2 separate regions of the Mus musculus genome follow, and region 1 is linked to region 2. Evidence: chromatin loops called from intact Hi-C (ENCODE). Cell type or tissue: gastrocnemius. All regions are shown on one strand.

The links. Peaks named below come from ENCODE experiments on the same cell type or tissue, not always from the same donor. Only the 100,000 strongest peaks of a DNase experiment are listed, where the experiment ranks them.
Region 1: a loop joins it to region 2, with 2.8 times the contacts of the local background. A loop is called at or near these places in 1 of 42 quality-filtered maps.

The regions. Positions count from the first base shown.
Region 1 is chr5:149,634,022-149,638,021 of GRCm38, reverse strand. Hsph1 (heat shock 105kDa/110kDa protein 1) reads left to right here and starts at 1,707. Exons shown (of 18, transcript NM_013559.2): 1 at 1,707-2,052. The coding sequence starts at 1,946. In gastrocnemius, a CTCF peak has its summit at 1,699; DNase peaks (open chromatin) are centred at 1,300 and 1,622; H3K4me3 peaks cover 3,374 bases; H3K27ac peaks cover 2,537 bases.
Region 2 is chr5:149,572,299-149,576,298 of GRCm38, reverse strand. Wdr95 (WD40 repeat domain 95) reads right to left here. Exons shown (of 23, transcript NM_029440.3): 8 at 2,159-2,310. The region is part of intron 2 of Gm35763 (a long non-coding RNA gene); the gene reads left to right. Among named protein-coding and RNA genes, the nearest start is that of Gm35763, 10 kb to the left of the region's middle. In gastrocnemius, no CTCF peak of the experiment used is centred here; a DNase peak (open chromatin) is centred at 1,900.

The sequences.
Region 1 (4,000 bases), 62 kb before region 2:
CTAAAGGGAAAACTGGTCAACCTCATATTCTGCTGGGTGGTGGTGGCCCACGCCTTTAATCCCAGCACTTGGGAGGCAGAGGCAAGCAGATTTCTGAGTTCGAGGCCAGCCTGGTCTACAAAGTGAGTTCCAGGACAGCCAGGGTTACACAGAGAAACCCTGTCTCGAAAAAACCAAAAAAAAAAAAAAAAAAAAAAAGAGTTTTCATATACTTAAAAAAAAGCCGGGGTGGTGGAGGTTTCAGAGACACAAAATGAAAAGAATGCCAACAAACATATTTCAAATTTAAAAACGCAGCTGCTCTGGGATAGCGTTGGTTCTTCTCCCATTTTAAATAGTTATGCTAGCAGGTGAAATAACTTAAGTGGCAAGCCGATCAATCACCACGAATAAAACTTACTCTGCAATTTGTATAGAAAGCTCCCATTTAAGCAACCCCACTTGTCCTACGGGAAGAGGCATACTTCAGGAGTTAGTTTTTAACCCTGGGCCCCAACTCTTCATTCAATTACACACTTATTTAGCAGCGCACGTTTTAATTGTGCATATTTCCATATTCTAGAGGGTACACACGGGGTTTTCAGGCAAACTTTGACGTTTTTTTTAACGGTACATAAGAATTGAAAGCAGGAGCCAGCAGCATCCACCTCTGCTTTCTCTTCATGGAACCTAAGCTTACTTTCCAAGGAAAGAAAATGAAAGGTTAGATTAAACAAGGAATAAACCATACACCCATTTATTAAACCATATTATTAGCCATTACATTAAATCATAACCTTATGGTTAGGAGTGGCAGGGTTAAACAAAGTCGGCTTAAACTAGTATCCAAAATATGCAAAACCCTGTCGGCAAAACACCAGCAGCTTCCCAAATTGCATAGCAATCAAAAGTTTTCATTTAAGAAGAAGAAGAAGAAGAAGAAGAAGAAGAAGAAGAAGAAGAAGAAGAAGAAGAAGAAGAAGAAGAAGAAGAAGAAGAAGAAGAAAACCCTTCTGTGTTTTATTCTGCAACAATCTTGCCAGCGGACAAATGTCTACAAAATATAAACCGCGTTTGCGGCTTATCCTGACGCCCCTAAATCGCAATCCATTAGCTGTTGAAAAAACAAGCAAGAACGGAACACAGAACAAAGCATACACCAGAGAAAGAGCGCGAATCGGCAGCAGCCAGCTGGGCCTCTTTTTACTGAGCCCTTAAGACAAAGCAGGATCGTGGCACGCACCACGGGCTGGACTACATATCCTAGCATGCAAAGCACCGAGGCCTCACCACTGGACTGCGTTTCCCAGCATGCAAGGCGCTAGGGTCTCCCGGCCAGACTACGCTTCCCGACATGCTCTCTGCCAACAGCAAGTTCGTGACCGGAGAGGCCTGGGGTCCCGGAGTAGTGTGTTCTTTCTCCGTCCTTTCAATAGTTTTTCGGCGTCGGGAGCCGGACACTGCCACCGGAGTCACCACTTAAGCGACAGAAGTTCCCGACCGGTTATTCACTGGAGTCAACTGGAACGAAAACTGCCCCTCAGGCTGGGGAGGGCGGGATGGAGGCCGGGCAAGCTCGGTCAGTTTTAGCCAATGGCGCCCGAGCAGCTGCCCTGTCACCATGGCAACTCAGGCCGCCCGCGGAGGGACCAGCAGTCCATTGGGTAGAATCTTTCTCGAAGGCTCGAGAAGAAGGAAGCGGAAGTGGCACGTGGAGGCGCCGGTGAGTAAAATGCTGCAGATTCTGGAAAGTTCTCCTCAGTAGGCTACATAAGGCTGAGCGATTGGGACCTCCCCTTTTGGATTGGTAGCTGAGCGGCGGCGGCTGCGTGAGAGAGGCGGGCGGCGGAGAGCGGTGGCAGAGACTGAGCGCAGTCTTGCAGGGTAAGCCGGAGGCATCTTCCCGACTGGTCGGGAGCAGGACGAGCACGCAGCGGACCCGAGGCGGAGGCGGACCGGGCCAGCCATGTCGGTGGTTGGGCTAGACGTAGGCTCACAGAGCTGCTACATTGCGGTGGCGCGGGCCGGGGGCATCGAGACCATCGCCAACGAGTTCAGCGACCGCTGCACCCCGTAAGTAGGAGCCTGGGTGGCCGGGGAGGGCTGGAGCTCGCTGCTTCCCGAGGGAGATGGTGGGTCCGGGGATTCCGGGAACCGTGACACCCCGCGACCACCTGGTCCCGCTGGCCTTCCAGGCTCGCCCCCGACTCCCCACTCAGCTTCTTCAAGCTGGCACCGGCTCCCACCTCAGCTAGGATCTCGGCAGAGCCTGGGCAACAGAGCCTTTTCCTCCGCATGGTGAATCTCCAAATGACCTAGAAGGTTCCAGAGCCTGTGCGCCGCTGCTTGCCTAGGGAGCGAGCGGACTGTTGTTAGCGACCACAGAAACACGCTATGGTGGAGGAATCCTCCGTCTCTGCGTCTCATCTACTCCTGATTTGTTAATATTGCCCTAGTGCCCCAATCGCCTTTTGGAAGCGTCCTTTTTAAAGCTCATTGTGAAAAACGTCCGTGAGAGTTTCCAGACCCAGAGTTCGTTTATTTTAACACCATTTAGAGTAAGCAGTACAAATTTAACATTGTTGTTGCTTAACACACTGCTGTGCAAAAAATTCAGTGGGGAAGATGGATTTTTTTGCTTCGGAATTAAATATTCTGCAGCAACGTGGGTGGGTAAACGGAAGCATGGTAAAAAGCAACTTTTTGAGGGGGTTAGTTTCTGAAGGTTACATATTAGAGGCAGTTAGACCTGCGTGTGCCTTCACCGACAACAGCTGTATGCTTTTTAAGGCAATCATTATAGGGCTTTTTCCCCCCATGTGCAAAGTCCAAGATAATAAATGTTAAACATCGAACCCAAAGGTAAAATCATTCCGACCTTATTAGAGGAACATTTATGAGTGAATAGGAGGAAGAAAGCCTTGCTAGGAACTTACTTTCTAAGCATGGGCTCCCTCTCTCACAAAGCCATGGTGCTCTGTGATTCGGCAATTAGTAGGAAGGCTGCCAGTCCTTCTTGCCCCCATCCTGTATGCTAAGCGCTTCTTCCTCTCTCTGCCTAAAAAGAGACAAAAGGTGTGTAGAGGAGAACAGGGAGAGCTGCTTGGGTAGCTGTGTTGCTGACCAGAATTTTTGACTGAGGTGGTTTTTTTACCCTTGGCCAAACTATGCGGTTGAAAATGGAGTTGGCTACTGATTTCTATTACAGTTGTTTGGCATGGAAAATGAGACAATCCAGTCTTACAAGTGTCTAGTCCCTCTGAGCTCAGAATCACGGGGCGTGTAGATTGAACCTTACAAGAGTACCTGCTTAGAGCGGCTAGGTCCGAGCTGTTTTTGTTACAGCAAACTTGAATGTCCTCAGTAGAGTGCCAGTTTACTCATCTCGGTCACCCATGTAGGAGGAACTGAACCCAAATTAGATTTGGATTACTAACGCTCGCCCTGTGGATTACTCTCTAATCCAAAGCCTTACTCACCGCCTCCTCCACACTCTCCATCTTGTCTCTGTTCTGGTTCTATGTATCCCCTTTCCTCTGAGAAAGCTGTCTCTCTTCATCTTGTCAAAGCAGGTGCAGTGTGAAGGCTTGGCCTCTCCTTTTCCTCAGCGTTTGTACTCCAGTCAGCAGTAACTTTGTTTCTCTTATCATCTTTATTTGACCTTACAGAGAATCTTCCAGATGGCAACCTACCTCATCCATTTCCTTTAAACTCTACAGGCATATCATAGACCTCTTAGGGTTACATAAAAACTTTTAAAAATTCTAAAGCAGATGATATATCGGGACAGAAATAAGTGTGCAGTGAAATTTAGGATTGTAGGAGGCTGATGACAGGTAGAGTTCTGTTTACTTTTGGTTGTGCATAATGCCAAGTTCCCTATCCTTTGTGACCTGGTGACTCTGTATTAGCACCCCAGGTATTGGGAGAGGGCACTCAAGCTGCACACAGATTATCAGATATTCCTTATATGTGTGAACAGGGCTGATACTTGGGCTGAATTGTCAGAGGTGTGATTTTA
Region 2 (4,000 bases):
GCAGGGGAGAATTCTTTTTCCACAGAAGGGTGAGGTTTATTTCATTGCCTTTGGGCCTCCAGGGCAGGCTGAGGGGAAGGGCACATTTCCTTCTGTCTGATGCTCGCCCGCTTGGTCATTTATTTATTTATTTGCTCTTTATTTATTTATTTATTTATTTATTTATTTAATGCGCATGACTGTTTTGGCTGCATGTGTGTATGTGTAGAAGTCAGAGGAGAGCACAGGATCCCCTGGAACTGGATTTATGGATAGTTGTGAGCCGCCAAGAACTGGGTGCCAGGAACTGAACCTGAGTCCTTCACAATAGCAGTAAGTGCTCTTAATTGTTGAATCCTTTCTCCTGACCCTTAAGGGTTTTGTTTGTTTTTGTTTGTTTGTTTATCTGAATGTTTTTTGTTTTGTTTTGTTTTGTTTTTTTCAAGGCAGAATTTCTCTGTGTAGTTTCTGGCTGTCCTGGAACTCGCTCTGTAGACCAGGCTGGCCTTGAACTCAGAAATCTGCCTGCCTCTGCCTCCCGAGTGCTGGGATTAAAGGTGTGACCCACCACTGCCTGGCGATTGACTGTTTTTTTTTTTTTTTTTCCATACACTATATTCTGATTATGGTTCCTCCTGCCCCAGCTCCTCCCAGGTCCTCCCTACCACCCCATCTACCCAAATCCACATCCTCCCCTGCTCTTTCATTAGAAAACAAACTGACATCTATCTATCTATATATATATATATCTCAAAAAACTTAAATACGACAAAAATAAAAACTAAGTCCAATAAGAGGAAAACAAATGAACAAAGGAACAAATGGAAAAATAAGAAGCCAAAGAAAAAGCACAAGGAGAACACATAGATACAGAGACACACACTGTGGAACATATAGAGGAAGGCACACACATTGGGACATATAGATGCAGAGACACACACTGGCACATACAGAGGCACACACACATTGGCATATATAGGCACAGACACACACACATTGGCATATGTAGACACAGAGACACACACATTGGTACATATAGGCACAGGCACAGAGACAAACACATTGGCACATGTAGACACAGAGACACACACATTGGCACATATAGACACAGAGACACACACATTGGCACATATAGGCACAGAGACACACACATTGGCACATATAGACACAGACACACACACATTGGCACATATAGACACAGACATACACACATTGGCACATGTAGACACAGAGACACACACATTGGCACATGTAAACACAGAGACACACACATTGGCACATATAGGCACAGAGACACACACATTGGCACATATAGACACAGACATACACACATTGGCACATATAGACACAGACACACACACATTGGCACATATAGACACAGACATACACACATTGGCACATATAGACACAGAGACACACACATTGGCACATATAGAAATGCCCTAAAAGCTCAAAACACTGCATGAGATGGAACCCATTCCCAACACTGCTTAGTGGCCAAGAAACTGAGACTAGACAGGCCAGGGACCCAGGGGAAACCAAAATACTCCTGCTCTGCTAAAGGAAGATAGCCTGGCGCTCTGCTAAACACACACACACACACACACACACACACACACACACACACACACACACACTTTCTCTCTCTCTAATATAGGAGCAAGATCAGCACCTTGCTCAGCCACCATCAGAGAAGCTTCCTCCCTTCCTCCTGCAGAGGCCCACAGCTGGACCTTGGAGCACTCTCAAATGGGATATCTCCATCAGTCTCCCCCCCCCCACCCCCGCCCCCCACAACTGGAGGAATCCTGCAGAATTTTAATCCTGTGGAAAGATTTTAAGAGCCAGAGAGGATGGAGAACCCCAGAGACACAAGGCCTCCTACACACAGTAGGACCGGTGGCCGTGTGAACTCAGAGCGACCTTGGCAGCATGCCACGGGGACTGCAATCCCAGAGCTGAGAGTGGAGGTAGATGCAAGCTCTCATCCCTAACCCAGAAGCTATCTCCAGTTGGTAACCACTCCTAAATGATAACTCTTGTTTTCTCTAATGGAGTCTCACTCAGCATTTGAACCACTCTTAAAGCATTGAGTAGACTATTGACCACACCACTGGGACTCTCTAGAACCCTCTAGAACATTGCACATGCAAAGCTCAGGTGACAGACAGTTCCCTACCCCACTTTCAGGTGAAGGAAAGCCAGAGTCCCCGTGGCCACACACAGGGCTCTAGGTCCGGGGAGATAGAGGCAGGCTGTGAGTTCTCCCTTGATGCCACTGGCTTTGGAAGAGATGGTACAGCAGCAGCCATGTGTCTCCAGATCCCAGACCTGTGGAGAAAAGGGGGAAGGTAATAGGTTTGGTTCTTCTTCTTTCTCTAGATATGATCTCTCTGTGTAGCCCAGGCTAGCTGCAGACTCTAAATCCAATGTGAAAGGTGACCAAAGAGAGGGGACAATTGTGACCACAAGTCTCTAGGCTCTATCCTTCCCACAAGGAAATAACCAGTCACCTCACTTTCCATGGACCCAGCTTTCATAGTTTGGATCTGGTTTCTGGAATCTTTTTTTTTTTTTTTGGTTTTTCGAGACAGGGTTTCTCTGTATAGCTCTGGCTGTCCTGGAGTTCACTTTGTAGACCAGGCTGGCCTCGAACTCAGAAATCCGCCTGCCTCTGCCTCCCGAGTGCTGGGATTAAAGGCATGTGCCACCACGCCCGGCTGGTTTCTGGAATCTTAATAATCAAACCTGTTACTAAGTCTTTAATATAAGACCACCAACCCTAGCCAGGAGGTGGTGGCACATGTCTTTAATCCCAGCACTTGGGAGGCAGAGGCCAGCCTGGTCTACAAAGTTAGTTCCAGGACAGCCAGGCCTATACAGAGAAACCCTGTCTTGAAAAAAACAAAAACAAAATAAAAACAAAAACAAAAACAAAAACAAACCACCAACCCTGTCACCAGGCAGATACTTGGAAGTCACATGGAGTGGATTCTCGTGTGGCTGTTGTTTGAGGACATGTCAGCCCAGAGAGTCCGTCTACTGGTTTAGAATCCAAGTGGTTCCATCTGGGTAGCCTAGCATCTCTCCCCCTCAGTACTGTCTGTAATATGGAGACACATACCCACAAGCACTCAAACGCATACATATACATGCACACATACATACGTACACATATACAGAGATACACAGACGCATATGTCAACACACACACACACAAAACAAATACACACATCTGAACTCAGCTTGGCTTGGATGTGGCAGTTCTATTCAGCCTGGAGGAGGCTTACATTTCCCTCTGATAGTGTTGCATTGAGAACTTTAGAAAATTGATTAAAAGACAATGCCTAGAGACGTGGTTAAAATGTAATAATGGTTCGGCATGATTACAGTAATATTGCTGTCAGTCATCTGTTAGGCTTGTAAATCATGTCATGGCTCCGGCATTCTGTTAGGAGACTGTGAGCTGGTGAAGGCTGCAGTGCGGGAGAGGAGCACTGGAACCAGGGGTGAGGGGTCGGTGGTGGTGGGAGGGGGGTTGTTGGGGGTACAGGTAGCACATGCCTGTAATTCCAGAACTCAGGAGGCAGAGTTCAAGGCCAGCCTGGTCTACAGAGTGAGTTTCAGGAGAGCCAGGGCTACACAGAGAAACCCTGTCTCAAAAAAACAAAAAACAAACAAACAAACAAAAACACACACAAACAAACAAACAAACAAACAAACAAAGTAAATAAAGGAGAAAAGAGCAGGCTGAGCCAAGTACATAATGGGGACATCCATGACCATCAGAGGGACAGTGGCTACCTTTCAAAGCAACACACACCTGCCATTGTGTCAGCTACCTTGAGTCCCAGTTTCCTTCACTTTTTGTTGTGGGTGAATTGCTACACCGCCCCCTTCCCCACTTCAAATAGTGAATGGTCCCAGTTCCTCAGGATGAGACTCAATTTGGGGACGGGGTTGTTGAGATTAATTAGTGAGAGTGAATGAGGTCCTCAGCAAGCAGGCTCGACTCAAATCC